Linked DNA regions of Mus musculus: region 1 is linked to region 2. Evidence: chromatin loops called from intact Hi-C (ENCODE). Cell type or tissue: gastrocnemius. All regions are shown on one strand. Each heading gives the region's core, and the rest is flanking DNA. Links, peaks and the distances in the headings are about the cores only.

The links. Peaks named below come from ENCODE experiments on the same cell type or tissue, not always from the same donor. Only the 100,000 strongest peaks of a DNase experiment are listed, where the experiment ranks them.
Region 1: a loop joins it to region 2, with 4 times the contacts of the local background. A loop is called at or near these places in 22 of 42 quality-filtered maps.

Annotation. Positions count from the first base shown.
Region 1 is chr2:30,152,615-30,168,656 of GRCm38, forward strand. It overlaps Gm31080 (a long non-coding RNA gene), which reads left to right and starts at 9,992. Exons shown (of 4, transcript XR_866091.1): 1 at 9,992-10,562; 2 at 11,790-11,997; 3 at 12,436-12,501. It also overlaps the pseudogene Slc39a1-ps. In gastrocnemius, for the core only: a CTCF peak has its summit at 9,403 (motif pointing left); no DNase peak of the experiment used is centred there; H3K27ac peaks cover 1,301 bases.
Region 2 is chr2:30,099,447-30,115,488 of GRCm38, forward strand. Zer1 (zyg-11 related, cell cycle regulator) reads right to left here. Exons shown (of 16, transcript NM_001290503.1): 2 at 13,800-14,035; 3 at 11,736-11,886; 4 at 11,216-11,652; 5 at 10,759-10,935; 6 at 8,775-8,889; 7 at 8,530-8,676; 8 at 8,049-8,222; 9 at 5,361-5,576; 10 at 4,093-4,134; 11 at 3,871-3,990; 12 at 3,283-3,398; 13 at 2,319-2,507; 14 at 1,590-1,687; 15 at 868-970. The coding sequence starts at 13,957. Among named protein-coding and RNA genes, the nearest start is that of Zdhhc12, 14 kb to the left of the region's middle. In gastrocnemius, for the core only: a CTCF peak has its summit at 7,091 (motif pointing right); a DNase peak (open chromatin) is centred at 7,109.

The DNA of each region.
Region 1 (16,042 bases), core at 5,114-13,113, 55 kb after region 2:
AGAGCCCAGGCCCACACACACATCGAGCAAGCACTGTGTCACTGAGCCGGAACCACAGTCCCGAGAATACTGAACACGGTAAATAAAGGCTTGGGAGAAACTGGAGGAGGAGCAGAGAACAAGACGGCTCTGCGTCCCCGGGTCAGAGACATCACAGGAGTGAATGTAGTCCCTATCCAAATGCCACTGTGGCCAAAGGTGCTGGCACATGCTCTAATCCAGCGCTCCACAAGGAGGAAGGATCCTGGTAAGCTGGATACCAGCCAGCTCTGTGTAGTGAGTTCCAGTCTTCCTGGGACTGCCTATTGAGGCCTTTCCTGAAACAAAACTTCTATGACATTGGGGTGTAGCTCAGTGGCAAAATGTTTGTTTTGCCTGTCTGAGACTGTGGGTCAGGTCCCTGACACACGTACACACACACACACACAGGTATGCACACACAACTCACAGAAAAGGAGGGAAATCTGAAAATGGGTTAGGGAGCCATAAAAGATCCCAGGTACCCAATATAATCCTGAGCAAACAGGACAAAGCTGGGGGCCAGCTTTAAACTTCTAACTTACGGTAATTACAACACGATGCTGGTGAGAGGGACCACTTGCCATTGACCAACAGAACAGGAAGCCCAGAAACAGGTAGGAATCTTGCAATTCATCTGTTTAAAGGCTCTTTGTTTGTTTAGGAATTTTTATTTTTTAAACAGGATTTCTTTGTGTAGCCCTGGGTATCCTGGAACTTGCTCTGAGGACCAGGCTGGCCTCAAACCCATAGAGATTCATCTGCCTCCTGAGTGCTAGAATTAAAGGCATGCACCACCACTGCCCAGAAAATGTGTATGAGTGCTTGCCTGCTGTATGTGTGCTTGGTGCCTATGAGGCCAGAGGAAGGCATATCAGATCCCCAGGTTACAGAAGGTTGTGAGCTGCCATGTGGGTGCTGGGGTCTTCAAGAGCAGCCAGTGCTCTTAACTGCTGAGCCATCTCCAGCATTTGGAATCAGTTGACTTTTGACAAAGGAGCCAGAACATGATGAAGAAAAGACAGTCTTCAGTAAATTGTGCCCAGAGAAATGATTTTCCACACAGAACAGTGAATATATTCGTAGCATTCACAAGCACCAAAAAATTCAATTGACCATTAGTGGAAGAATAAAGAGAAGCTGGTATAGATCTCCATGGTAAACTTCTTTGCTCTCCTGTGTGTGTTTGATGCCTCACCCTAGATGGGCCTCAAACCCATGGTTATTCTGCCCCATCCTCTCTTCCTGAGATTACAGGTAAGAATGACCATGCCCGATTACTATTCATTAGCGTTTAATTGTGTGTGTGTGTGTGTGTGTGTGTGTGTGTGTGTGTGTGTGTGTGAGAGAGAGAGAGAGAGCACATATGCGTGCATGCCCTTGTGCCAATCAGCTCCAGGACAGCCAGAGCTACACAGAGAAACCATGTCTCAAAACAAAACAAAAGAGCACTGACTGCTCTTCCAGAGGTCCTGAGTTCAAATCCTAGCAACCACGTGGTGGCTCACAACCTTCTGTAACAAAATCTGATGCCCTCTGAAGTGTCTGAAGACAGCTACAGTGTACTTACATATAATAAATAAATATTATATGGAGAAGAGGAGGAGGAAGGAAAAGGAAGAAGAAGAAGGAGGAGAAGGAGGAGAAGAAGAAGGACTGAATGTCCATCAGGTTTGTCACTTAACCATTTTTAAAGTAGGGCAGTTAGTACCTTTGAAAGGCTGCCCATTGTGTCCTGCTCTTGTGGACAACCTGGACAGTCTGTGACTAGGCTCAACTCACAGAGGAGTCCACCAGCCCTTGGGATTGCCAAGGCTATTCTCAAGGAATTATCAAGGCTAGAAGGCTTGGTAATGCCTTTTAATTTTTTTCAGAAGCATTCTTTATTTTATTATTTGTTTCTGAGGTTGGGGGAATGTTAATCTGTGTTTCCCATTGCAGCATCAAACCATGTCCCCATAAAATTTGTGGCGAAATAAATAAAATACAAGCCATCTGTAGATCTTTATGATCTATATATTCATCTTACAGTTTTTTTTTCTACCAGAGCCAATTTCTTTTCAACTTCTACTTATAATCTTCTTGGACTATTTTAAGTCTTTGTCACCTTGAAAGATGTTAAACAAAAGAGTTAGCTCTTGAGTAGGCAAATCAACTGTAGGCTGTAGCCAGTTAATATCTCCTGGCATTTTTTAAAAATTTTTTTTGTTTTGGTTTTTTTGAGACAGGGTTTCTCTGTGTAGCTCTGGCTGTCCTGGAACTCACTTTGTAGACCAGGCTGGCCTCGAACTCAGAAATCCGCCCGCCTCTGCCTCCCAAGTACTGGGATTAAAGGCGTGTGCCACCACGCCTGGCTTCTCTTGGCAATTTTTTTTTTTTTTTTTTGGTTTTTCGAGACAGTGTTTCTCTGTATAGCCCTGGCTGTTCTCCTGGCAATTTTTAAGAGTTCTTAATTGATCGCTCCTGATTTGTCCCTTTTGTGGTCTAATTTTCTGTAGAACACGTGTATAACACGACTTTTATCCTAGATAATTAAGAGAATCTCCTCTTCGATTTTTTTCTGGAGCAATTTGTAAACCCCAAAAGGCAAAATTCTTTTTGCTTCATTAAACATTCTTTCTAAGGTAAATCCATTTGAGTCAGCCAGCAAAATATCATTCATATAGTGGTAAATTATGGATCAAAGAAATTGTTTATGAATTATTTTCAATAGTGTTGTACAAAATATTGACATAAGGTAGAACTATTCAACATTCCCTGTGGCAGGATTGCCACAAGGTTCCTTTTGGTTGGCATAGAGTTGTTAAGTGTGGGGGAGAAGGCAAATTTTTCTCTGTCTTGTTCTTGTAAAGAAATTGTGAAAAAGCAACTTTTTAGATCAATCACTGTGATAGGCCATTCCTTAGGTAACGAGGACAGTAATGGGATTCCAGGCTGTAAAGAACCCATTGGCTGAATGACTTCGTTGATTGCTCTCAGATCTGTCAACATCCTCCATTTGCCAGATTTCTTATTAATGACAAATACAGGAGAGTTCCCAGGGCTGGTGGACTCCTCTATGTGTTGAGCCTCCAGCTGGTCTTAGACCAGCTGTTCTAGTGCCTGTAATTTTTCCTTTATCATAGACCTTTGCTTGGTCCAAACAGGTTGGTCAGTCAGTTCACCTTAGTGGTCAGGCTATTGGTGTTTTATCAGCAGTGGCTCCCCCACTTAAAACTGAAGAGTCTGTCCATTAACAACCATGTTTATGGACAGCCTGGAGAGTCTGTAACTGTCTTTGATAACATTTAAAAAAAAAATTTATTGGGGCTGGTGAGATGGCTCAGTGGGTAAGAGCACCCGACTGTTCTTCCAAAGGTCAGAAGTTCAAATCCCCAGCAACCACATGGTGGCTCACAACTATCCGTAACAAGATCTGACTCCCTCTTCTGGAGTGTCTGAAGACAGCTACAGTGTACTTACATATAATAAATAAATAAATCTTTTAAAAAAAATTATCAGGGGCATCACCTATTTTAATCCTTGCCCCTGAAGTTGGAGGGAGGCTAATCTGTGTTTCCATTGTTGTAATATAATATCTTCTCCATAAATTTATGGCTCTCTCAACCACATAGAACCTTAATCTTCCTGTTTGACTTTTTGGCCCTATACATTTAAGCCATCTGATAGTTTGTTTTACCTGGGATAAAGTTTCAACTCCTTGAAATTGGATATCTACCTCTTTAAGAGGGCAATTTGAGGGCCAAGATTTTGGAGAGGCCGGGCGTGGTGGCACACGCTTTTAATCCCAGCACTCGGGAGGCAGAGGCAGGCAGATTTCTGAGTTCGAGGCCAGCCTGGTCTACAAAGTGAGTTCCAGGATAGCCAGAACTATACAGAGAAACCCTGTCTCGAAAAAAAGAAAAAAAAAAAAAGATTTTGGAGAGGTTATATTTGCATCAGCTTTAGTGTCTACCATTCCTTCAATTATGTGCAAATATCTTTAGTTTTGAACTCTGATCATCTATAGACATTTCCCAATTTAATCTGTTTCTTGACCCCTTCTGGTTTTTTGTTTCATTTATAGAAACAGCTGCAAAGACCCACAGCCAAACAGTAGATGGAGCTCAGGGAGTCTGTGGAAGAGTTGGGGGAAGGACTGAGGGAACTGAAGGGGATAGGGACGCTACAAGAAAACCAACTGAGTCAACTAACCCTGGACCCTTGGAGGCTCCTAGAGACTGAACCACCAACTAAAGAGCAAGCATGGAGGGGCATGGTGGTGCATGCCTTTAATCCCAGCACTCGGAAGGCAGAGGCAGGCTGATTTCTGAGTTCAAGGCCAGCCTGGTCTACAAAGTGAGTTCCAGGATCAGCCAGGACTATACAGAGAAACCCTGTCTCAAAAAAACCAAAAACCAAAAACAAAAAACAAGAGCAAGCATGGGCTGGACCTAGCCACCCCCTCCTCCATATAAATATAACAGACATGCAGCTTGGCCTTCATGCAGGTCCCCCACAAACCAGAGTCAGGGCTGTTCTTGACTCTGCTGCCTGCTTGTGGATCCTACCCCACAGTTAGGGAACTGGGCAGCCTTGTGTTGCCTCAGTGGGAAAGGATGCATGCGCCTAGTCCTGCAGTGACTTGATGAGTCAGGGTATGTTAATACCCAGGGTGGGTCTGGGATGGGGTAAGACTGTGAGAAGGGAGTGGCTGTGATTGGTTTGTAATATGAATAAATAAATAAATTAATGGAAAAATACATTTGTGAGTTTGCATTTTCTCAAAAGCTTTAGGGATGGCTTCTGCATTTCTGTTTGTTTGTTTGTTTGTTTGTTTGTTCATACAGGGTTTCTCTGTACAGCTCTGGCTGTCCTGGAACTCACTTTGTAGACCAGGCTGGCCTCGAACTGAACTCAGAAATCTGCCTGCCTCTGACTCCCGAGTGCTGGGATTAAAGGCGTGAGCCACCACGCCCGACTCAACTGCATTTCTGATCCATTCAGCTACAGCTGCTGATCAAGTCTTTAAAGTCAGATCAGATCACACCTTTGCACTCAGCATTAGCATTTTCAAAAGCCAAAGATTTGATTAGTGTCTTCCTACTAGTAGATCTGGTATTGACTAGTGTCTTCCTACTAGTGGATCTGGTATTGATTAGTGTCTTCCTACTAGTGGATCTGGTGTCTTCGCATCTGCAGCTGAAGCCAATTTTTGCAAAAAGCCAGTGAATGTTTCTTTTTCCTATTCCTTCAAATTTGTCCAAAAAAAAAAAAAAAAAAAGGGGGGGGGGCTGGCGAGATGGCTCAGTGGTTAAGAGCGCCGACTGCTCTTCTGAAGGTCCGGAGTTCAAATCCCAGCAACCACATGGTGGCTCACAACCATCCATAACGAAATCTGATGCCCTCTTCTGGAGTGTCTGAAGACAGCTACATTGTACTTACATATAATAAATAAATAAATCTTTAAAAAAAAATTTGTCCTGGGCATTTAAGGCTGCCATCCGTCATAATGCCAAGGTTTCTTCATCATATAAGGACATATGACTTGCATCTCTACCTCCACGTACTGACCTTCCCCTAGCAGGGGTCTGTGGGAATGTTAATAACCCTGGTTCTGTTTCCCTAGCCTCTTCTATCCACTACAAAAGTCATTGTAACCATGACCCAGGTTCTAATATTGTTCTTGCCATATCTTTCCAGACTTGGATTATTCTAGGGTTTGGGTTTTTTTTGTTTGTTTGTTTGTTTTGTTTTGTTTTGTTTTTCTTTTCTTTTCTTTTTTTTTTTTTTTTCGGTTTGTTTTTCGAGACAGGGTTTCTCTGTATAGCCCTGGCTGTCCTGGAACTCACTTTGTAGACCAGGCTGGCTTCGAACTCAGAAATCCGCCTGCCTCTGCCTCCCGAGTGCTGGGATTAAAGGTGTGCGCCACCACACCCGGCTTGTTTTGTTTTTCAAGACAGGGTTTCTCTGTATAGCCTTGGCTGACCTGGAACTCACTTTGTAGACCAGGCTGGCCTCAAACTCAGAAATCTGCCTGCCTCTGCCTCCCGAGTGCTGGGATTAAAGTGCTACACCCAGCTTGGATTATTCTAGTTTTGATCACCCAAGAAGTCAAGATTTTTTTAGGTATGGCAAGTGCATGCCAACATTAGCAACACTTAACTTGTAAGTTCCCTTAAACTTTCCCAAGGCCAGCACGTCCCCAGGAAGCCGTCCACAGTCCTCTCAGGGGTGCTCAGCGACTGCTGGCCTGTCTGGACACTACATGGACAAGCTGCTGGCCTTTGCTGGACACTACATGGACAAGCTGCTGGTTTGGCTTGGTTTTCCTAACAACCTTTGGCTGGCTTTCTTTTTAATCTGTCAATATTTTAAACTCCCCTTTTAAATCTATGTCCATCTTCCATCCCTCTCCTGCGCCTGTGTCTCTGCTATCTTGTTCATTTAGATTTATAAATTTCTGTAACCTTTCTTCTAATGCTTCTCATCATATTTCACCTTTGTCTTTTTTCCTGTTTTTTAAGATATCCAAGTAATCTCTTCACTCTGATTTATAATTTTCTGTACTTTTTTCTAAGATTTGTGAATTTTTTCAAAGTCCTTGGTTTAAAAAAAAAAAAAAAAAAGATACAGCAAACCAAACTGCTTGTTAAGAATGAAGCTTAAGGGGAGGGGGTGGGAATTCCCGACGCAAGGCCGGAACTGAGAGACAGCAATGGAGTGAGACCCTCGGGAGTTTTCTCTGTATAGGTCCAAGAGTCACCGAGTTATCACAGCCACCATGGGGTCCTGGGGGAACCAGAGCTCCTGGTGTGGCGCCCAGAAGCAGTCGCATTGGAGCCCTCGGTGCCAGTAGGGCTGGAGGGGAAACTGGGGGCCCTGGTGCTGCTGCTGCTGACACTCATCGGCAGCCTGGTACCTGTCTGTGTGCTTCGAAGGTCAGGTGCTAACCATGAAGCTTCAGCCTCGGGCCAGAAAGCCCTGAGCCTCGTCAGCTGCTTCGCAGGAGGAGTCTTTTTGGCTACATGTCTTCTGGACCTGCTGCCTGACTACCTGGCTGCCATAGATGAGGCCTTGGAGGCCCTGCATGTGACGCTTCAGTTCCCCTTGCAAGAATTCATCTTGGCCATGGGTTTCTTCCTGGTCCTGGTGATGGAGCAAATCACGCTGGCTTACAAGGAACAGTCCAGTCCACCCCATTCGAAAGAGACAAGGGCTCTACTGGGCACAGTGAATGGTGGGCCTCAGCATTGGCATGATGGACCAGGGATCCCCCAGGCCGGCGGAACTCCAGCAGCTCCCTCAGCCCTGCGTGCTTGTGTCCCGGTCTTCTCCTTAGCCTTGCACTCAGTATTTGAGGGCCTGGCTGTAGGGTTGCAGCGAGACAGGGCTCGGGCAATGGAGCTGTGCCTAGCTCTGCTGCTTCACAGGGGCATTCTGGCAGTCAGCCTGTCCCTGCGGCTGCTACAGAGCCACCTACGTGTGCAGGTGGTGGCTGGCTGCGGGATCCTCTTCTCATGTATGACACCTCTGGGCATCGGGTTGGGTGCAGCTCTGGCAGAGTCAGCTGGGCCTCTGCACCAGCTGGCCCAATCTGTTCTAGAGGGCATGGCAGCTGGCACCTTCCTCTATATCACCTTCCTGGAAATTCTACCCCAGGAACTGGCCACTTCTGAGCAGAGGATCCTCAAGGTCATTCTGCTCCTAGCAGGCTTTGCCCTGCTCACTGGCCTTCTCTTTGTCCAAATCTAAGGTGCTTCAGGAGAAAAGGCAGGGGAGGTTGGCTATCAGGTGCCCCTGTCCTCCCTCCCTCCCCTTCTCAATTGGTGGGAAATAGAAAGAAGTGGAGAAGGAAAGTAGTGAGGACCAAAGAGTTCTCTTAGAGATAGGGATGGGACATTTGGACTATGAATAATGAGATGGAAGTGGGCAGAGAAGAGGCTAGCCCCAGACCCAAAGAATAAGAGATAGCGAAGTTACTACAGACGTGGTCAGGGACATTAGAAGGAGGCAGACTGCTACAGTCAGAGGCCAGGCAGTACATCTCAGAGACAAGCTGACAGAAGAACTGAGTTAGGCATCCAGCCTCATTGCGATAAAGATACAGAGGTTGTAAGTCAAAGCCAGTATCCTGTTGGTTCTAGCCCATCTCACCACTCTGATGGCTGAAATGGTTCCTCCTCCTTTCTTCCCTCCTACTCTTATATTTCTCTCTTGTCTTCCACTAAGGGACTAGTGCCAAATGGTCTCTCTGCCAGGTTTCATAATTTATCTGGCCTCTCCTGTCCTCACCTTTTTGGGTTTCTCTGTGTAGCCTTGGCTGTCCTGGAACTCACTCTTGTAAACCAGGCTGGGCTTGAGTTTACAGAGCTCCACCAGTCTCTGCCTCTGCCTCCTTAATGCTGGGACTAAAGGGGTGCCATGCCACCACTGCCTAGCTCACTAGTCTGTTGTTAAAGTGCCAAATACCCACCCACCCACCCTTTAGGTTTTTTTGACAGGGTTTCTCTGTATAGCCCTGGTTGTCCTGGCCTCAAACTCAGAGCTCAGTCTGCCTCTGCCTCCTGAGCACTGGGATTAAAGGTGTGTAGCACATGTATTGCTCACCTGCCCCCTTTTTGAAAGCACAGTGCTGAGGAGCTGGGGCCTGCCCAGCACCTCAGTAGAGACCTATTTGCTCTTTTATTTCGGCCCCATAATTTGGGGTGGGGAAGAAATGTTTACTGAACTGGTCTGGAGTGAGAGAAAAGTAGGTACTGACACCAGACACTACAGAAAGTAGACATGGTGGTCCATACCTAGAAGAAAACCAATAACCTGCCAAAACTTTATATCTGAGGAGTCCGGGGTGGAGGGAGACAGACTCCCTCCCTCAGGATTATTTTTGGGGAGGGAGGGCTGTGCATAGGTCTGTACTCTGTAGAATCTATTTTACTAACTGACCTGTTTTGGGATATGTTACCCAAATAAAAGATGTTTCTATACAAAAAAAAAAAAAAAAAAAAAAAAGAATGAAGCTTAAGCCAGGCAGTGGTGGTGCACACCTTTTTCCCAGCACTTGGGAGACAGAGGAAGGTTGATTTCTGAGTTTGAGGCCAACCTGGTCTACAGAGTGAGTTCCAGGACAGCCAGGGCTGCACAGAGAAACCCTGTCTCAGCCCCCCACCCCCCAAATGAAGCTTAATAATACAATAATTTTAATCAGCAATGTGCCAATTTTATTCATTACTTCCATCTTCCTCAAAATGTTTAAAATAGTGTTACATAAAGCCCAAAGCTCTTTATTGTGTTTTTCATCTTTATGTGTCTATTTTTCTTTAAAATTATCAATTTCACTTAAAACCCCTTTCACATGGTTAAAAGTTTTCTAGGCTCCAATTTCTTTGGTGTGTTCTTTGCTTCCCTCTGGTGTTTGACTCAGGACATTGCAGGGGATTTGGATTCTTCCACTCTCAGGTAGGGGTGGACTGAAGAGAAAAAATGCAGCTTCTATGATCTGAGCTTTTGGGCCACTGCTATGTTCTATCTATCTATCTATCTATCTATCTATCTATCTATCTATCTATCTATCTATCTATCTATCTATCTATCTATCTATCTTGTATATGTGAGTATGTACTGCCAGGGAAATGTTAGTGATTCTCCCCCAAAACAGACAGGAGCCAAACTAATGCAACTCACAGCAGGGTCTTTATTCTATTCCACCTAGCTTGGGTCCCCCCCAGCTCACTGCTGTCACGCAGGACGGTTTTGGTGGTGGTTGAGGTCAGAATATCTATCAGGACAAGGCTTTATAATAAGCAACAGGCATCTAATTGGAAAGCTGCTGTGACCTTTAACATAATTGGCTGGTGCTGGGAGTCATACCATAAATTAACTTCTGCTCCCGTCCACATTGGTGGTCGTTAGGCAGGGGGTGGGCTTGTAACCTGGGGATGCAGGTTTGTTGGGGGAATACCCTGGAGATGCTGGTCTTGTTGAGGGTGTAACCTTGAGACGCTGGTCTTGTTGGGGATTAGCCTAAAGACTGGAGCTAGGCTTTGGTTTTGTTGAGGGACAACTTGGAAACCAATGCAAGATACCAGCCTGTTAGTCTACCTGAGTTCAAACTTAGATCAAGTTCTCTAAAATGGAGTCTGAACTTAAAAGACTTGACCTCTCACCCCCTTCCCTTTCTCTTTCGACCAGAAGGCCCAATCACGGAACTTCTGAAGCTTCATGAAAACAGTGACAGGGCTATGTCTTTGTGGTGCCCCTGGGGCATGGGTAGGGGCATCAGTGGGAGACAAGAGGGAGTCTTGAGGCTGAATTCTCCTCCTGCTGGCCAGGGTCTTCTTCAACAGCAACTGGATGTGTGGTGGACTCTGTAGCACAGGGACCCTTTCAGCGAAGCTCTATGACCCCTGGCTGTGTCTCCAGGCTCAAGTTGATGGAGCTCCACAGGTGGACCTGCTTTATGGAAAGCACAATGCTATGCCAAACAAGCTTGTGCACCCACTGGGCACCCTCGAGATCATGTAACAGCTTCTGTCAGCAGGTGAACCAAACACAACTTCAAAAGGGTGAGTCCTACCTGGGTGGGGAGTTCTGAACTCTATAAAGGATGAAGGGGAGAGAGTCATCATCAGTCTCTAAGGTCAATTTAGTTAAGGTCTCTTTTAGGATTCTATTTACCATCTCTACCTGTCCTGAACGCTGGAGTCTGTCAGCACAAGGAAATTTCCAATCAATCTCCAAAATATTAGCTAATCTCTAACTTACCTGGGACACGAATGCAGGTCCATTGTCTGAGCCTATAAGCTTAGAGAAACCAAACCTTGGAAGAATTTCTTTCAGTAGTTTCTTTGTTACTATCTGCACAGTCTTATGCTTAGTTGAGAAAGTCTCAGTCCATCTTGAAAAGGTATCTATAAATACTAGCAAATATTTGTATCCAAATTTTCTTTTCTTTTTTGGTTTTGTTTGTTTGTTTGTTTGTTTTGTTTTTGAGACAGGGTTTCTCTGTGTAGCTCTGGCTGTCCTGGAACTCACTTTGTAGACCAGGCTGGCCTCGAACTCAGAAATCAGCCTGCCTCTGCCTCCCGAGTGCTGGGATTAAAGGCATGTGCCAACACCGCCCTGGCGTATCCAAATGTTCTTGGCTTTACCTCTGTGAAGTTCATTAGTCCATTTCCTGATAGACTTCTGGCTTAGTGCTTCAGTATTGAGTATTTTTGTTCTTTTTATTGGCAACTGCATTGGTCAATTGACAGGATTTATGGTTGTTTTGGGTGTTTTGTTTCTGTTTTTGTTTTTTAACAATTTCAGCTATTTTCGAGTTGGGATCTCTAATTCTGATGTGGGAATGGTGGACTAAGTTCTGAATTCTCTGGGGTCCCATGTTTGAAGAACAATGCATCTTTTTCAGTATGCTTATACCCATTTTCTCTAGTACAATTAGTTTGTAGTCAGCTGATCTCCATCATCTCTTATGACACTGATACATGGGCAGGCTTTTGGCCAAGATCCCATCTTCTGTCTGGTCAGAGGGTGTGGGATCTCCTGGATCTAGTGCAGTCAAGGAAATGAGGGGCCCAATTTTCTAGGATTACCCACTGGGCTGTCTTGTTGCTCTTTGGGATGGAGTTTAGTTCTTCCTTCTGCCTTCAGAGGGCCTCTCTCTATATAAAAATTACCCTAGATGTGAGCAGTAGCAAAGGCACCAACCATCTGTGTCTCTTGTCTTTTCTCAACTCTATTGCCTTGGTCAAAGCTGCCAGTTCAGCTTTCTGTTCTGACATTCCTGCCAGGAGTGGTTCTGCCCATATGATCTTGGTGTCTGAGACCATCACTGCCCCAGCATATCTCTGTCCATCCTGAATGAGGCAGTTGCCATTGGTGAACCATGTTACCTCTGCATCCATCTGAGCAGTCATGCAGAAGCCCATCAATCAAGCTCAGGGTCAGGCAGCAGGGCAGCTGAAACGTTATCCTGGGGGCATTCGAGAAGAGAGGATGGTAAGGAGTCATTCTGGCATCATCTTTAACCAGAAGGCTGCACAAACGGGGGTGGGAGGGCAGCTTCTGGCAAGTGGTATCAGATTGGCTATTGGCTGATGTCAGGGCCCCGAGTCTGGGTATGCATCCCCTGGGTCTAGGGAGGTCACCTGTAATTGGTAGAGTGTAGCCTCCCCTCTCCAGCCTGAAACCTGCTTGCTCAGGGGTGGAGCTTGCCGCTCAATCATTCTGCCTCGCCCACTGCTGGAGCCTGCCGCTTTGCTGTTCCGAAGCCATCACGTGTTCACCTGCAACCTTACTCCAAGATTATTTGGCAGGAATCGGCCCCTCCCCCTCCTTCATAACGGAGTGTCGGAATAGTAAAATTGAACCTTGAGCAGAGCCTTGTCTTGGTTCCGTCTTTATCTCGCGCTGCCTAGTCCCCTTCTTCTCTTCCAGGTTTCTAAGATGCCTTTCCAGACTTGAACCCAAACATGTGAGCTGCAGGCCGGACACAACAGTAGAGTAAGGCCTTCTTTGTCAAGGCTCAATAGCCCAATATTTTTAGGGCCTCTAAGATGTCCTGAGTCTTTGTTTTGTTTCTGTTGCCACTGGAAAGCCATTTATAAACTGATGAAGAGACTTGATCTTCATGTTTTAGCAAGACAGAATATTGAACTTTATTAAAAATCAACAACAACAGGAAAACTGTTGGGTTTCCCTTTTACTCTTAGGGTTACCCTGGGGTTGGGGATGGGGCACTTTTGACCTCAGGGCCTCCCTTAACTCCTTCTTCTGAAGTTGTCTGTTTTAGGCATCTCCTATGGTCTTCTAGTTTGTCCATGGCTGCCAACAGGATCTTTGCCCATTCTCGAATCTGTTGCTTCTCTCCTCTCATCTGCTTTTCCTCTGCAGTCTCTCTCTTTTTTAAAAATACTCTCTGTCACTATGACTAAGTTTCTCTGACTCCTTTCTCCTAACCTCTCAACCCTCTGGAGCTCTTTCTTCTTTCTCCCCCCCCCCCCCCAGACAGGGTTTCTTTGTGTAGCCCTGCCTGTCCTGGAACTCACTCTGTAGACCAGGCTGGCCTCAAACTCAGAAATCAGCCTGCCTCTGCCTCCCAACTGCTGGGACTAAAGGTGTGCACCACCACTGCCCCGCTGGAGCTTTTTCTTAATATCTGGTGCTGCCTGATTAAAAAAAAAAAAAAAAAAAAAAGCTAGAGTGACTGTTGCTTTTGCTTCTGGTGATGCAGGGTCCATGGGGGTGTACTGTTGAAATGTCTTCAAAAGCTGCAGGGCTTTCATTTTCTCTCTGCCTAATTTGTGGACCATCTTGCAAGCACTTTGAGACCTGACAGAAGAGTCTGATGGTAGACCAAGATGGTCTTAACTTTAATTGTGTTAAAATCCCAATCTGGGAGAGTTAGGGGAAAGCAAGCATCAGTTGCTGCTTGGTTACTGATGGGCTCCCCTATGGGTCCAAGAACAAGCTTTCTGCCTCTTCTGTGGTGAAGGGAACCTGCAGAATGTGGTAGATGTAGCCTGTCTCATGTTAATACATCCATCAAAGTTCAAGTCACTTAATTCATCACAGTCCTCTAGTCAAAGTCACTTCTTCAATGTCATCTTGTAATGAGAAACACAAATACAACACACAAAACACAACAAATGAGAAAAAAAGGAGAAACAACCAGAAAGTGGTACACACACACCAGAAAAGAACCAGATTGGTGGGTGTCCTGGAGTCCATGCCCACCCCAGACTGAGACTCAGGATGTCTCCTGGACCCACCTTAGCCACAGTTCCCAGATACATCTATCTTTTGTTTTGTTTTGTTTGTTTGTTTTTGTTGTTGTTGTTTTTGTTTTTCGAGACAGGGTTTCTCTGTATAGCCCTGGCTGTCCTGGAACTCACTTTGTAGAGCAGGCTGGCCTCAAACTCAGAAATCTGCCTGCCTCTGCCTCCCAAGTGCTGGAATTAAAGGTGTGCATCACCACTGCCCTGCAATACATCTATCTTTAACTGCAGTCATCCACAGGTATAAAATCAAGGCCTTGTTCCCAGATGGGTGAGGAGCCCATGCCTACCCAAATTGAGGCTTGGGAGGTCTCCTGGCTCCACCACAGTCACTGCTTCCAGACACATCTGTCGTAAACACAAACTGGCCACGGAAACAAATTTAAGGCCTTGTTCTCAGAAAGATGTGCCACCATTTGGAGTCAGCAAACAGAGAAAGGCACAACCAGAACCAAAACCAACCAAAACCAGAAAAATACAGTTTGCAGTAACAAGTGCCAACCAGAAGGTGGCGCTCTCACACATGACAACTCATAGTACTGCACAGATGTTTACTGAGACCTGTAAAACTTACCATGGCAGTATAAGTCATTTATCTTTACACAAGTTTTCATTCCACTCTGTAGATCTCACAGAAAACTTCTAACATTTAGACAAATTAGCCGCCACACAAATCACAAGCTTTTGAGCCACTTTGCAAGTACTCACTTGCTCAGACCTCATAGGAAGCTTCTGACACTCAGATTCCTTAGCAGGGCTCAAACCTAGAAGAATTGCCATGGCAACACAAGCCACCAGTTTCCACACAAATAAATCATCTCAGCATGACTGGAAGAGTTTCACATTTACCTTTACACAAGCTTGTTCTGTTCTGTTCTGTTTGGCAGATTTCACAGAAAGCTCAGACAAATTCAGCTCTCAGACAGGCAAAAAGCAGGAACTTTAACATGGTATTACAAACATAAAAAACAAAAATACCTAGACTGGTTTTGCCCCTCCAGATTGCTAGTCCTGTGTATCATGGGGAACTTTTCAGCCAACACATCAAAATGTAGTGCCAGGGAATGTGATTAACAAAAACAAGACAGGTGCCGGGCGTGGTGGCTCATGCCTTTAATCCCAGCACTTGGGAGACAGAGGCAGGTGAATTTCTGAGTTCGAGGCCAGCCTGGTCTACAGAGTGAGTTCCAGGACAGCCAGGGCTACACAGAGAAACCCTGTCTCAAAACAAAACAAAACAAAACAAAACAAAACAAAACAAGACAGGAGCTGATCTGATGCATCTCACAGCAGGGTCTTCATTCTATTTGAAGTCCCCCGACCCCTATCCAGTGCACCACTTTCATGCAAGAGGGTTTTGGTGGTGGTGGTGAACCCTGAATATCTATCAGGTCAAGGCTTTATAATAAGCAGCAAGTGGGGAGCAGGGGAGGGTTAAGCGTGCAAGCATCTAATTGGAAAGCTACCGTGACTTTTAACATAAATGGCTGGTGCTGGAGTCATATCCTAAATTTATATTCCTGTCATCAACTGCATCAGTGGTCGTTAGGCAGGGGGTGGGCTTGTAACCTGGGGGTTACCTTTGTTGTTTGTTGGGGGAATAACCTGGAGACACTGGTCTTGTTGGGGATTAGTCTAGAGACTGGAGCTAGGCTTGGGTTTTGTTGGGGGCAGGGGAGTGGCAACTTGGAAACTAGTGCTAGGTACCAGCCTGTTTATCTGAGTTCAAACTTAGATCAGGTTCTCTAAAATGCAGTCTGAACTTAAACAATTTGGCCTCCCAAGCACATCCTTGCTGTCTTCAAACACACTAGAAGAAGGCATCGGATCCCATTACAGATGGTTGTGAGCCACCATGTGGTTGCTGGGAATTGAACTCAGGACTTCTGGAAGAACAGTCAGTGCTCTTAACCACTGAGCCACCTAACCAGCCCCTGTCCTCTGTCTCTTATTTGTGGCATGTGATGGCTTCCCCTCCTTTGGAAAAGTGACATGAGTCGAGCCCTGTGCCCATGGTGTGAGGTGTGGCTGGCTTAGCACTCGCTCAGATGAGGTAAGGCTGTCCTCAGTGTACATTCCCCTCAGCTACCTGTTCGTGATCCATCACATATAATGAATATCTTCTGCTCCCCATCTTTTTTGTCCAGCCCGGTAACTAAAACCCTGCCTACCTATTCTCCCCAGTGATTGGCTGTCACCACTTTTATTTAACCAGTCAGAGAAGATAGGTGAGCGAAGTTCATACACATCGTCTGGTGGCTGTGATC
Region 2 (16,042 bases), core at 2,839-10,838:
TCTAACATAGATAGCCCCAAGCCCACTGGTAAAAAATCTGCAGGCAGCTGTTCAGTTCTAACACTTTCCAGGGGACTCCCAAGGGACACTGAGTTCGAGGACCAGTCAGTTCAAACTGAACCAGTCTCTTCACCAGAAAGACTGAATGGCAGGGTGCTGGCTGGGGTCTCCACAACAGAAAGGCGTGGGGATGGGGGGTGGGGGTGTTTCTGAGGCTCAGGCTATCCCGTGCTCAGATTTGTGACAAAGGAATAACCTCCCAGAGAGCATGGATCCAGGCACGAGGAAGGCAATGCAATCCCACTGATTCTAATGTAGTGTACATTCTAGTGCACACTGGGAAGGAGGGACAATCAGAACTGAGGCTTAAACATTCAACACTGAATCTCAGAGACACAGAAGACCAGGGAGGGTTCTGGCATGCCCCGCCCTTCACTCTGATATCATCTCTGTGTGCATGGGGCCCTGTACACGCTAGGCGAGAGCTGTACCGCTGAGCTTCACCCCTGCCATCCAAGGGTGCGTTTCCCTCATATTTGCGTTCAAATAACCCAGCACTGTATGCACGTGGCTTCTAGCATACGCTCACTGCACTGAGTCCATTTTTATTGGAATAACACTGATCAAAAATAATGTAGAGTGCTTGCTAGTGCTCGGTGCTCAGTGGGAATTGAAAGCAGAGCAGCTCCCCTGAGAGTTGAGACCCTGTCTGTCATCCATGGGCAATGACAAGAGGCCTCTGCTGGACACCCATACACTGTTTGCTCCACACTCAACACTGATAACTCCTGGAGATTTCTGCCATCCCCACTGTGCCCTTTGCCCCCATACCAAGGTACCTAGTCAGGAATGCAGTTTGTTTCTTACCGGGCCATCTCCTTGGTTTCCTGCCGGGCAGTTGCCATCTTGATCAAGTCTCTCAGCAGGGGCATCCCACCTTCTTTAATCAGCAGGGGGCAGTACTTGTCAGCTATAAGGTAGGGGCAATAGTGAGGACAGTGTGCATCTACCGGCCTGTTCCCAGACACGCAGAATGTTGACCAGAACTGTTCTACAGTTGCTGCCTGGGGAAAGACACTGCCAAGAGGGAGCAGGAACAGGCCAAGGGTGTCAAGGCTCCTGGGGCCACATGGAAGGGAATGGGCAAGTCTTTGGGAAAGGTACTTCCCCACTGTTTCCCAGAAATTGTGGTTATAATTTTCCTGGAGTTGGTCCTATGGGAAATATCTTGACCACAGGCCCAAAGCATGAACTCTCTCGGAGAGGTTTGTATCGTGACACAGGTTCCCTGGAAGTTCTGGGACCAGATTCCACAGGCAGAAGCTGGAATTTATGATGTTGCTAGTAAGGCACCCCCAGGTGACTGTGGTAACCAGCCAGGTGTCCTTCTGCCCTGCAGGTGGCAAAAAGACTGGGAAGTTCACTGGCAGGTAGGGGAAGAGTGTGAAGAAAGGCACCTCTGATGGTGCACTAGGCTAACAGGCACACTGGCATCTCTCCAATGCCAACAGTAAATCCCTGTGTGCCAGCTCCCTGTGGATATGCTGTGTTCAACTGAGTGACTGAGCTAAGGGATGGGAGGCACTCACGGTAGACAGACACGAGGTTGTACAGGGCCCAGGTGGCCCAGTGCTGGCTGACTGGAGAAATACCCTGGGGAAGGAGGCGGAGGATTGGCTCAAAGGACCTGCAGGAGAGAGACCACTTTTACCTGGAGGCTGGGGAGGGGGAGGCTTTCTCCTCCATGCAGGGTCCTAAAGGCAGCATGGGCAAGCCTGTAGGATGCCAGGGCCCTGCTGCTGGCCCCACCCAGAAGCTCGCTCTGGAGAAGACCAAAGTCAGGGAAGAGGGAGAGGGCAGAAAGCTAGGGTCTTGGTAACCAAGAGTGTGAACTGGTAAGGAAGGGAGCCTTGAGAGAAACCTACAATAATTCTTATCAGCCAAGCTTCATTCACAAGCGTCCTGGGATTCAGCTTCCTGCCTCCCAGGGACCTGGGGCCTGAGCACAGCCGCTCAAGATGGCTTTCCTTTCAACTGTTTACCATACACAGCGTGGCAGGGAGAAGGACTGAGGCAGCCGGATGGCCATGGGCGGGGTGACAGGTGACTTGTGTTTTGCTGTATGTAACATGCATAAGAGACAGGCCTGGCTAGATGCACATGTTAACAAGTGGGAGAGGTGCCCCTCACACACTGGACCTTACAGTGAGTGAGGGCAAACACCTTTGGAGAACAGGACCAGGGTGGAAAGCTCTGGCACCCCATGTTGAGACAAGCAGCTTCTGATTCTCCATGCTGTGTACCTTCCCATCTCTGACCTGTAGTTGATATTCCTTCGGGAGTTGATATCCCAGCTCTGGATGGCCGCCCACATACGATCCTCCACCTCTGCCCTCTGAGGTTCACAGACACCCCAGGCCTCAGGCCCATCAAACATGATGTGAGAGAGGACACCACAGGCGTTGTAAGAAACCTCAATGCCGTCGGCCTTGCTCTCCAGCAGGTTGCTACCAAGAGAGAGAAAATCCATCATGCGTGTGCTCGTGGGCGGCCACTACTCTACATCCTCCTGCTTCAGCCTCGTGGTTGCCAGGGTTACAAGCCTGCACCACTGCTCAGCTGAAAATCACTTGGCTCTTTTTTTTCTACTTTTGAGTCAGGCTGGCTTGGAGTTTGTTGTTGGTCAAGATTCCTGCTTCATTTCCCAAGCTCATGTCACAACATCTAGCCACTTGGTATACACAGTCCTTCAGAGAAAAGGATGTAACATTACTGCCATCTGTGGTAGGCTGAAAGACTAAAACACTGCTCTTTCATCCTGGAGCTAGGTCCCAGTACCCATGATGGCTTGCAATCACTTGTGCCCTTCAGCTCTTGAGAAAAGACCCAGAGCCTTAGCCTTTATGGGCAGCTGCACTCATGGGCACATACCCATCCCTCACATACACAGAATGAAAAACAGGATCAAAAGAAAACAAAAGCACATTATAGGGGCTGGAGAGATGGCTCAGTGGTTAAGAGCACTGACTGCTCTTCCAGAGGTCCTGAGTTCAATTCCCAGCAACCACATAGCAACTCACAACCATCTGTAATGGGATCTGATGCCCTATTCTGGGGTGTCTTAAAAAAACTACAGTGTACTCATATACATAAAGTAAATAATTTTTTTTAAAAAGCACAATATAGAGAGAAGGCAGTATCAAGAACAGAAACTGGACAGAGCACAGTGTTCACAGTGTACACAATTGTTCTGAGTATTCTGGTGGCCCAGGAAGTACCAACCTGAAGACGCTGATGAACTGGGAGGTCATCAACTGAGGTCGCAGCTCCTTTACCTCTGCCACATTCCCCAAGAGCCCTAGCATGTTACGGTGTAGCTCCTGCTTCTCTGGGAACTCCTGGGGAACGAGAACCAGCAAGGCCTTCATACTTGGTCCCTTCATGTCTGATACTGTTACCCTGCAGGTTTTGTGGGCACCTGTGTGAAGGGACCTTCTAGACAAAGGAGAGGTACAGTAAGCCAAGCCCAACTCTCCAGTGCTACCAGGAGAGAGGCCCCGAAGAGAGCTGACTTGGGAGGATTGTGGCTCCACTTGCCACAGCTCAGAAGAGTCCTTTTAGGGGAGCCCCTAAGAAGCTACCAACAAAACAGAGTCCTACATTCTGGGCAGAATTTTATCTTGTTAGCAGGGAATGGTCTGTGGGCAGGCAGAACAGAACAGGGGGCACAGCTGGACGGCATGGCTGAGAGGAGGTTCCTGACACGTCTCTCAGCAGCAGACATTGTCTGTGTGTGGCTGGCCCTGTGTGCCCATGGGAGGCTTGTGTGGGATGGCACCTGTGGGATGGTGGCAGCCGGGAACTGCCTACCTTCAGGCAGTCGAGAAAGAGCTTCATGCCATTGAAGTTGAGGAACATCTCGCAGTTGTCAGGTGTCTCATCTGTGATGTTCCACAGAGCACTCCAGGAGAACTCCATGACCTGGTCACACTGTGGGGGAGGCACAGCTCAGCTATGTCCTCCTGAGGACACATGGCCAACTCTGACACAGAAGGCTCTGGGGTGAGAGCAGAGTGTGTGAGCTCTGCTTACCGTCTTGTCCAGCAGTTTCTTCTGGATCAGCTTCAACATGGTCTGTGGGCAGAGGAGAGAGGTTGCCTGAGTCAGAAGGCTCCACCAGCTTAGGAGCTCAGCAGGGAGGGGGCACTGCCTGTCCCAGGTGACACAGCCTGGCAGCACCCAGGTCTTTTGGAAGTGATTTGAGGGTGGTCAAGGACACACCTGGGGACACACTTGTCACAGTGCTTCTCTGCTAGGCGCTGCACTTCCCCAGGGATAAGGGAGGGTGACAATTGGTGCCCCTAACCCCCAAATCTTCCTTTCCTTCCATATTTATCCTGTCCCAGGTGCTAGGCTAATAATTTATTCATACCAGGCCAGAAAGGCATAGTGATGAAGGGCCAGCCCTGGGTCTTTTGTCATAGGGCTTACTGCATGGAGCTGAGTGGAAGTAGTTAAAGACAGAGAAGACTACAAAGTCATAGCAACAGTCACATTAAGAAAGTCTTCTGAAAGCCAGGCGTGGTGGTACAATCTTTAATCCCAGCACTTGGAAAGCAGAGGCAGGTGGATCTCTTAGTTCAAGGGCAGCCTGGTCTACAGATTGAGTTCCAGGACAGCCAGGGCTACACAGAGAAACCCTGTCTGAAAAACAAAGCACAAGAAATTCTTCTGAGATGGGCATGGTGGTGCCCACATTTACTACGAGCACTCAGGGGAGGTAGAGGAAAGTTATCTTTCTGACTCAGAGACCAGCCTGTGGTCATAGCAAGTTCTGGGCCAGCCAGGGCTACATAGAGAGACCATGTCACAAACAAACAAGCAAGCAAGCAAGCAACTCTTCTAGGGAAGTGTAGAGATGGTTCCGTGGTTAGGATTATGTCCTACTCTTGCAGAGGACCCAAGTTCAATTCTCAGCACTCATGTCAGAAGGCTCATGGCCACCTGTAACTCCAGCTCCAGGTGGATCAAACAACTCTGGCCTCCAGAAGCACTCACCAACACTCACACACACACACACACACACACACACACACACACACACACACACACACACACACGAAGGAAAGAGTGTTCAGTGGTAGTGTGAAGCTCAGTGTGCTGGGCTGATTGCTAGCATGTGCCAGGCTCATGCTCAGCCCTTAGCAATCCCCTCCTCCAGCTCACCCCCAACAAGAACAGAGATGCACTTCCTTGGGTCTACCCTAAAGAATCTCCTCCCCCTCCTCCCCCTGATGCCAGGTCCTCTTGCAGCCTCCCTCACAGAGAACAGGAGGACGAGGGCAGTCAAGTTCACATACCACGACGAAGCCCATCTTGCCTACAGCCTCCTTATGGTCATTGTCCACCTGGCAGACCAGGGCATTGCACAAGTGCACAGCGATCCGCTGGATTGACTCGTCCTGACGCGTGGGGCTGAGGATGCCCAGCAGCAGCTCGTTCACCCGGCGGTACTGGAACTCCAGTTCCTCGGGGATGCTGAAGTTGCAGAGGGTCAGACAGCAGTTCCGCTGCACCTGGGCCAGGTTGGGAGACAAGCAGAGCACGTTCAGGGACAGATTTGGGACAGGACTCCAGGTCAGAGGTTACCCAGAGCTGGGGAGGCTCTCTGGAAGAGGAAGCTAGCAGGCTTTTTGGTTTGTTTGGTTTGTAGGTTTCTGAGATGGAGATGAGGGTCTCACGTAGTCCGGGCTGAGCTGAGGATCACGTAGCCAGGGCTAGCTTTTAACTCCCACCCTTGCTGCCTTACTATACCACCAGGCTCAACTAATACTTGCTGTCTTTTCTTTTTTTTAAGTTTTATTTATTATAAAATAATAATGACACTGAACTTCTGATCCTCTTCCCTCCACCAAGCCTGGCTTGCTTGAGGGCTCTCTGGATCAGAAGGTGTAGGTGGACACATGTTCATGTTGCTAGACAGCACCAGGCTGTCATCCAGGTGGCTGTGTACAGGCATCTGGCCACACCCCTTCTCAGTTGTTCTTTCCCAGCCTGAACATTTATGATGATGCATAAATGTACTATACTGGTCGTCATTTAATCTCCTTTTCTTCCTTGTTAAACATATTTTGAGTGTTTTGCCTGCATAGATGCACCATGCATTGTGACAGGGGAGGGCAGACAGTGCTGGATTCCTTGGATCTGGAATTACAGCCACTTGGGAGCCACCACCAAATGGGTGTTGGCAACTAAACCCATGTTCTCTGCAGGGGTAATAGTAAAAGTTTGTGTGTGTGTGTGTGTGGCTTTCAAGACAGGCTTTTTTTGTGTATCCCTGGCTGTCCTGCTGTCCTGGAATTCACAAAGATCTGCTTGTAACAAGTGCCTTTAACTTGAGCACTGAGCCATCAACCCAGCCCTACATTCTTCTTTATTAAGTATTGTCACTCTCCATGCTTTATCGAATACACTGTTTAGAGGGTATGGCCCCTTAGGCAACACCTTGCTTTTCCCTTTATCATACAACACACACGCACACAGTTTTACAATGCTGGGAGCCGAGCCCCGGACCCCATGCTCTGTACATGCTAGGCAAATACTCCAACATTGACTTACACCCCGGCCCCAAATACTGTAATTTGAGAAAGCTTATTTTGCTTTTTTTTTTCTTGTTTGAAATAGGCTTTCTTTGTGTAGCCCTGGCTGTCTTGGAACTCACTGTGTAGATGAAGCTAGCCTCAAACTCAGAGAGAGTCCTCCTGCATCTGCCCTAGCCTTAAAGTTTAAAGGTAACCAACCCTTTACAATGTTTATATGCTACAATTTCTGCAGAAAACTACTGTCCTAGCTCCTTTGTTGTTGTTGTTTCTGAGAGGTTCTTCTGTGTAGCTCTGACTGTCCTGGAACTCACTATGTAGACCAGGCTAGCCTGGAACTCCAGAGATCTGCCTGCCTCTGTATCCTGACTGCTGAGACTAAAGGAGTGTGCCACCACCACCCAACAACAACTCCTTTTATTTCTTGATTTTAATTTTATGTATGTAGGTGTTTTGCTAGCACATATGTCTGTGTACCATATGCATGCTGTGCCCACTGAGGCCAGAAGAGGGTGCTGCATCCCTGAGACTGGAGTTACAGATGGGTGTGAGATATGCCATTTGAACCTGGGTCCTCTGCAACAGTAGCCAGTGCTCTAAACTGCTGAACCATCTGTCCTTGCCCCATTTTCTTGATTTTCTTCTTGAGACAGGGTTTGACACTGAAGCCCAGACCTCAATCCCACCTCAGTCTCCTGAGGCTGGGCTCACAGGCAAGAGCCGGTATGCCTGATCCCCATTCTTTTTCTCTTTTGGGTAGGCCACATCTTCAAAGCAGAGCTCAAACACACTGATGTGCACCACGCCTTTAGTGCCAGCCCTGGTGAAGCTGGAAGTAACGATGCGGTGCGCATCGTTATTCAGCTCTACAGGCTGTGGCAGGCAGAGCTCTGAGTTCGAGGCCAGCCTGGTTCATGTAAGGACTTGCCAGAGAGAGCTAGAGTGAGACCCTGTCTCAAAAGAGAAGAAAAGAAAACAAAACAAATGGCATCCACATTACACAAACATGCAGAGTGGTGCAGACAACCTGTTTACTAAATTCTCATGCATAGACCACATCTCAGAGTAAGGACGGCAGGGGAAGGCTAGGTGTGTGGTAGAGTTTTAGGTGTTTTTCATGTCTTTGTAACTGTTCTATGGTAAATGTTTATTATTTTATAATTAAAAACAGATACCACCTGTTTTTAGAACTCCCCCACCCCCAACAATGATAGGGAGAGAGGGGCAGAGAAAATGGCAAATCAGGAACACAGAGGGCAGAGGTAGGATGGCCACAGGCAGGGGACTGCAGTTGAAGCCAGCTTCTGCGGTCCCTGTGTGCCAGGGGCAGGTTTCTGGGACAGCAACTGTGCGAGGAGAGTTGGCAAAGGCCCCCTAAGCCTGGGGAGCCTGGGGAGCAGGAAGGGATACTGGGCCTAAGCATGCAGGCCGCAGCAGGCAGGGGCTCACCGTCACCTCCTGGTAGGACTCCATGCCATTCAGCACCACCTGGATGACCTGCCGCCGCAACTTGACGCTCTGCTCCGAGCGGTACTCGGAGTTGGTCAGGTAGAAGAGGGCAGCACTGCCGGTCACTTGAATGTTTTTGTCATACTTGTGACACTTGAGGGCTGTGATGACCAGCTGTGTGAACACAGGGAAGGGGCTGGAGCTGGGGCACTGCCAGAGGCAGGCAAAGACAGCCTGGGCTCTTTAAGTCACCGTGTCTTCTCTGGGGAAAGGCTGACCTTAGACTTGCTCTCCTGGGGAGATGTGAGATCAGAAACTAGGGCAGGGCCTGGACAGGCTGGCAGTGAGGCCAGCACTGCCAAAGGGCGGAGGTTTGCAAGGCAAGACTACCTGTTCCCCTGGGATCAGGGCTGGGTGCAGAAGGACAGAGAAGGAGGGCAGCAGTATCTGGGAGCCTGAGGGCCTTGGGTTCTGAGCTGACCTTCAGGGCCCGCAGAAGCTGGTTGCAGCGTTCAATGCGTGCAATGTCAAACAGCAGGTTGATGGCCCTGGATGTGATCTCGGGCCGGTGCTCTGTGTAGGCCTCGATGGCGTTCAGCACCTGCTCTTCATTTTTGTCACCACTCACCTAGTGACAGAACATGTCAGGACAACCCAGGTAATGGGACCCCAGACTCAGTGCTATGCGGTACCTGGCCACTTCCTCCTCCCAACTCCACCTCTTACTTTGTAGGCTGGAATGTGCGTAAGACGACACAATGAGGTCTCAAAGAGCCCAAGGAACTGCAGTGGCCTCTTCAGAGCCCGGAAGGGCATGATGCTGCTCTTGGATGGCTCGGTGCTGGGGAAAGAGCATGTCAGAGCTAGCCACCTGACTGGACCTAGCCTGGGCTCCCCCATGGACCAGGAACTCCACCCATAGAGAAACAACGGCTTCTAATCTCATCCTGTCCCTGCCCAACCCACTGTGGAGCTGAGCCTGACCTTCAACCCCTGGTCCTCCTACCCCACCTCTCAAGTGCTGGGATACAGGCACATGCTTCTCTGCCTGCTTTGATCAAAGTCAGAGCTTTGTACCACTTGAGCTGCATTCCCTGCTCTCACTTCTTGATGGAAGGGTGGGAGGGCGTACTGTAGAACATGGACTGGGAGCTGCCACCACTGCCAGTACCTTTGAAAGGTCCCCTGCCATTATACCACAGACACATTTCACTGACAAGCAAGAATAAGCTCCTCTTTCTGTTTTCTTGTTTTTTTAAGATTTACTTATTATTGTACATAGGTACACTGTAGCTGACTTCACACACACCAGAAGAGGGCGTCAGATCTCATCATAGATGGTTGTGAGCCACCATGTGTTGCTGGGTTTTGAACTCAGGCCCTTCAGAAGAGCAATAGGTGCTCCTACCAGCTGAGCCATCTCTCCAGCTCAAGATAAGCTCCTCAGCCATCTAAAGCTAAATACGGCTGAGGGAGGCTGGAGGCCAGTCTTAGCGGCTGGCCTGGAATGAGATCTCAGCAGTTCACAGAGGCCCAGATCAGCCATGGCACCACCTAAGGGACAGCAGTACCCCTGGCTGCTGGTCCCCACTGGCTGCTGGTCCCTGGCTGCTGGTCCCTACCATTCCACCATGCCCGGTGCGGTTTGTTTCTTAGGCTCTCAACCTGCCAGATCTCGGTGCAGATTGATCCAGACGATAGGAAGATCACCATGCTGCTATGTGATCTCTTCAACAAACTCAGAAGGCTTCAGGCAGCCCGAGTATGCACTTCCCCTGCCAGTGCCCAGAGTGACTTTCCTTTCCTGTCAGCTCACACGGGCCACAGCATTCAGGGCCTGTCTCTCTCTCTCTCTCTCTCTCCCCCTCCTCTCCCCGTCTGTCTTTCTCTTCCTTCCTTCCTTCCTTCCTGTTAACGTATTGAATATGTGTGTATATGTGCCTGTGCATGCTTGAGTGCTCACACTCATGGGGACATCAGCAGATGTTTGTAGGAGTGGATTTCAGGGACAGAAAGCAGGTTGTCAGATCTGGTGACAAGCACTTTAACATGCTGAGGCATCTCACTGGCCCGTGCCTTTTTTTTTTTAATGATTATTTAACTTTGTGGGGTTTGAGTATTTTGCCTGGATATACGCTGCACTCTCTGTGTGTGCCTGGTGCCTGCAGAGGCCAGAAGAGGATGTCAGGTCTCCTGGAACTAGACTTACAGACAGGTTGTGAGCCTCCATGTGGGTACTGGGACTTAAAGCCTGGGCCCTGCCGGGTGGTGGTGGCAGCACACACCTTTAATCCCAGCACTTGGGAGGCAGAGGCAGGTGGATTTCTGAGTTCGAGGCCAGCCTGGTCTACAGAATGAGTCCAGGACAGCCAGGGCTATACAGAGAAACCCCGTCTAAAAAAACCAACCAACCAAACAAAAACAAAAAACAAAAAACAAAAAACAAAACAAAACAAAACACCCTGGGCCCTATAGAAGAACAAGAGTTCTAAACTGCTGAGCCTTCTCTCTAGCCACCCCACTCCCTTTTGAAGCTATGCAGCTCTGGCTGGCCTCAAATCCACAGAGATGAGCATAGCCTGTCGCTGGTGTACTGTGATTAAAGGTGTGCTTACCATGCCAGCCTCACCAACCTGCACAGTACTTTGCACAGGGAACTTGCTCAGGGCTTAGTGAGTGGCCTCCTCCCAGCGGCAGAGTAGGTACCCACCTGGTCTGCCCTGCCTCCTCATCTGTCTTGGAGATGCTGCAGTTCTCTAGGATCATGTGACCAGAGATGTCCAGTGACATTAGGTTCCCCAGCTTCTGCACTAGGAGGCTGAGCACCTTCCGAGTCAGCTTGAACTTGTAGTAGCTGGAGAGGCGGTCTCGGGAGATGTCCAGGTGGCTGGAGATCAGGTGGGGACCACAGGTCAGGATCTTACTCCTTCAGGCCACAGCAGGGAAGGGTCCATGCCTGTCACAGCTTCTCCAGGGAATTCTGGAGAAACACCCTGCTGGGACTTGGGTGCCCTAAATTGCCCTCAACTCTCTACAGTGTGTGGTCTAAAGAGTGGGCTCTCTCCCTCTGTTCCATGCAAGGGTTTCCCTGATGGACGCAGGACTGACACCACCTTTCCTCTATCCCCTGCTTCCTCCCCGGTCTAACTCCTGCCCCGGGTGCTCACCGCAGCTTGTGCAGCTGGACAATGACACGGATGTGGTCATCTGAAAGGTCCATGTTGTAGAGCACAAGGGACATCAGACTGTCCTTCCACTGTGTTAGGAAAGTGGCATCACTTGTCTGGATGCCTGAGAGGTCCAAGGCGGCCAGGGAGTTGAGTGGCCGAAGCAGTGACTCTACGGGGATACCGTCAATCATGCGGCCCAGGTTGAGGAAGCGCAGGCGGCTGAAGCCCTCGAAGGTGAAGTCCTTGACCAGCACCTGGCAGGTGGGGTTGACCAGGCACTCATCCTCACAGCCGCCTGGGTTGTCCTCCTCATAGAAGATGTTGGCACAGCCGGAGAGACTCAAGGACACCAGACTGTGTCGGAAGCTCCGCAGTGTCTGCAGGCTCTTGGCGGACAGCTTCTCGCAGTTGGTCAGGTAGAGCTCCACCAGGTCCTGGAGTAGCACAGCAGTCTCAACTCCTCTGCCTGCCCTGAGCCACCTCAGGCCTGGCTTCTGGGGGGTGGGCAGGGTCTCACCTGTTTGCGAATGGCTTCCAGGTCCTGGTCCTGCACCAGGTCCTCACGAAGGTGGATGCGAGTGAGCCGAGTACTGCGGGGGTCTGAGAAGAGGCTGAAGAAAGTCTCGTGTGGCTCAAAAGTGCAGGCAGCACTGACCAGCTCCACATACCTTCGAGAGAAGCAAGCCTAGCTCATTAAGTACCTAGGAGCCGGGCTGCCTCTGGAAGCCATATCACAGGCCTGGGGGCTATGACATCAACTAGGCAACTGTCACCTCTCTTCACAGCATCTGCTTAGACTCTGACTATCCATAGGCCCCAGGGCATAGGAATCTAAAGGTGGTCTTCAGGGTGATCACCAGCAAGTCCCAAGAACTTCCTTCTAGCACTCTGCCTAAACACATACCTGTAACCCATAACATGTGTTCCCCTCTTCCTAGGCACGCCCTAACATACTGGGTGTGCACTGACCTCAGCCACATCACACCAAGTCTGGACTCTTCCTTAGTAGCCTCTGGTGCCTTATCATCCCCTTCCAGGGCAGGCAAATCAAAATGGTTTTGTGCTTACAGTTGCCTGTTGGGCAGTCTGAGCTATCAGTATAACCCTATCTAGCCAAGACAGCCTTTTGTGCATGAATCCTAGGCTAGCGGCTTAGAGAGATGGTCCAGCTGTTAAGAATATTTGTTCTTGGAGAGTACTGGTATTTAGTTCCTAGCACCTACATGGTGGCTCTTTTAAAAATAAAAGAGGGCTGGAGAGATGGCTCATCGGTTAAGAGCACTGGCTGTTCTTCTAGAGGTCCTGAGTTCAATTCCCAGCAACCATATGGTGGCTCACAACCATCTGTAATGGGACTTGATGCCCTCTTCTGGTGTGTCTGAAGACATATTTATGTAAAATAAGTAAATGAATTGTCTCAAATGAAAAGACCCAGTTGGGGGGTGAGTGGGTTGCACACACCTTTAATCCTAGTACTTAGGAGGCAGAGACAGGCGGATCTCTGGGCTGGAGGCCAGCCTGGTCTATAGAGTGAGTTTCAGGTCAACAAGGGCTACACAGAGAAACCCTGTCTTGAAAAACCAAAAAACCAAAAAAAAAAAAAAAAAAAAAAAAAAAAAAACCCAAAAACCTGAAAAGAAGCAGGCATTGGATTGCACATCCTCAGCATCTGCGGTCATAGCTAGGTGGATCACTGAGTTTGAGGCTAGACTGGTCTATAAAGTGAGTTTCAGGTCAGCCAAAGAACAGTGCAACCCTCTTTGTTTAAAACAAAAACAAAAACAAAAACACAACCCAGAAACAAACCAAAAAAAGGAAGGAGGCGGAATAAGAAAGATATGGAAGCTCTTGGCACTGTGAAACCCATAGCATCTCAGATGCTAGGCTGCTTCCACCCGGGAACCTTTCACAGGCAACTGAACCTCCCCAGACTTTCCATCTATGAGATGCACTTGGCTCCATGCTAGGTTGATAAAGGGTTCAGCCACATGCCTGGCCTACACTGAGTGCTGAGAACACATAAGGAGCTTGTTTCCCTTGGTTCCTATCTGGCTGTGAAACTCTTTGATCCTGTGGTTTCCTGTTGGGGCAACTGGTAACTAAGCATTCAGGAAGGACATGCACACTGTGCTGTGGGGTTCCAGAGCGGTGGGGATCCACCAGGAGGCTGTACAAAGAGCATCTGCGTGAGTCAGTCTCTGATCACAGGTCTACTGTTCTGATCTTGACACACGTGTTTATGTGTACGTAGTTCAGAGGTGCAGGCACAGGTGCGAGCACACACACAGGAGCACATAATGCTGGCCCATGTACATGCAGGACTTTATAGTAACTTATCTGTCATCACACACATGGTGCTTCACACACACACACACACGTTCTGTGCTGCATAATCCTACATGTATACCCATTCCTTCATGTGTGCCCCTGTGCATACACACCAATGCACATGTAACCATATGTCTGGTAACACATTGACCCTCACAGCCACTCCCCCTTGCCTTGGTCTTGATCATCAGCTCAACTTCACCCCTCACATTGGGCTCCAACCCTGCCCAGTCCTGGGGAGACCCTTGCTCACTCATTGACCAGCTGGTCACAGATTTCACTGGGCAAGAAGATGTCTGGATGCAGCCGCAGGGTCTCTTTGTCCAGGAGGTAGCCCAGGGTGCCATCAAGATTCCGGAGACAGAAGTCAGTACAGAGGGCCATCAGGGACTCGGGCGTGTCAGACGCCATGCTGGGAGACGGCAGCAGCGGCCCACAAGGGCAACTATGGATTACCAATAATCACAAGATCATTGGCAGAGCCACAGCCTGGGAAGGAGAAAAGCAGCCAAATGAGATGCAGATAAGAACCTGTGTCTACTTCTTGATTGGTGAATGGGGAGCCCCATCCATCCATCACATTCAAATCAGGACCTTAAAATTTAGGCTGTACAAACCTGTAATCCCAGCACCTGGGAGGCAGAGGCAAAGAGGATCAGGAATTCCAGACCAGCCTGAGCTTTTGAGCTCAGATTGAGTCCCTGACTAAATAAAAAGTTGGAATATCATCCAGTCACAAAAAGTTCTCATATAACACTGGGTCATGCTAACTGAAGGAACCAATTATGAAGGTGACAACACAGTCCTTGGGCTGTGCAACCACAAAGGAAAAGTCTACAGATGGAGGGAGGACAGCCTGGGGGACAGAGTGACCACTCCTGGGATGGGCTTTCCTTTGGGAGTACTGACACTGTATCCACTGAAAACCATGGAACTGGATACTTCAAATGGTTGGATTGCGCCTCCTGTGAATTGCACTGAAACTGTTACTTTATAATGTAAAATATGGATGGCTGGAGAGATGGCTTGCTGGTTAAGAGCATCATCTACTACGCTTGCATAGGCCCTGGGTTCAATTCCCAGAACGTACATGGTACTAGAATTCCAATTCGAGGGGCATGCAGTGCCCAATTAGCTCAGGAAAGAAATCAGATCTCCTAGAACTCAGATTACAGATGGTTGTGAGCCACCATGTGCAGATGAGACCCAAACCCAAGTACTCTGCAAAAGCAAGTGCTGGGAGCAACGGAGCCGCCTCTCAGGACACTTCCCCAAGATTGCACTCTCTCTCTTTCTTTCCCCCTCCCCCTTTTTTAAAATTAAATTTAATTTTTTTTGGGGGGGGGGTTTGTTTTTTTTCGAGACAGGGTTTCTCTGTGTAGTCCTGGCTGTCCTGGAACTCAGAAATCTGCCTGCCTCTGCCTCCCAAGTGCTGGGATTAGAGGCATGCGCCACCACTTCTGGCCTCCCCTAAGATTTTTTAGCAGACCTCAAAATGCTAATCACAAGGGAGAAAAAGTTGAACTGGTATGCACTGGAGTGAAGAAATTTCTGTTCATATATATACAAAAGTTAGTTCCAAATACACTATAGCCAGGCGTGGTGGCGCACGGCTTTAATCCCAGCACTCGGGAGGCAGAGGCAGGCGGATTTCTGAGTTCCAGGACAGCCTGGTCTACAAAGTGAGTTCCAGGGCTATACAGAGAAACCCTGTTTTGGAAAAAATAAATAAATAAATAAATAAATAAATAAAGGATCAATTCAAGCCTAGGTAGCATAATGGAGATGGGGGAAGGAAGGGGGAATGAGGGGAGGAAGGAGGAGGAAGAGAAGGGAGCCACAGACTACAAAGCATATCTGGTCCTTCCTCTGAGTGGACCCACAGCTGTCTTCACTGTGAACATTCGCATGTATATTAAACATCAGTAAAGAGATTTGAAAATGCTTGGCCCCAGCCAGGCATGGCGGTGCAGAGGCAGCATCTGTAGCCCAGGAGGAGAGGTGCAGCACACGCACCAGCGTAAAGGCAGGCAGGAGACCAGCACAGGTACCTCCTTCAGGACGGCTGCCTCCATCAGGATCAGCAAAATGTACACCAACCCACAATGAGATGCCTTTTCCCACAGCCAGCCAGCTCTACTGCAGACACCAGGCCCTGGTGAAGATACGGATGCTGGTGGGACTGTAAGGCAGTGTGACTCGAGCAGTAACTGGAGATGCTCAACAATATTGACTGCTGAGCGGGAATGTGCTTTCAAGGTTCAGCAAGTCTGCCCACAGGACCATACCCAACAGAGGTGCTGTGTGAGTGTGCAAACAGAGCCAGTGAGATGGCTTGGGGGTAAAGGTGTCTGCCATGTAAGCCTGCAGACCTGATTTCAAGCCCCAGAACACACAGTGGAAGAGACAACAGACACCCAGAAGTTGCCTTCTGATCTCCTTACAGGGACTGTGGCAGGTACATACCTACATTCTTACACATATCTAGTAATAAAT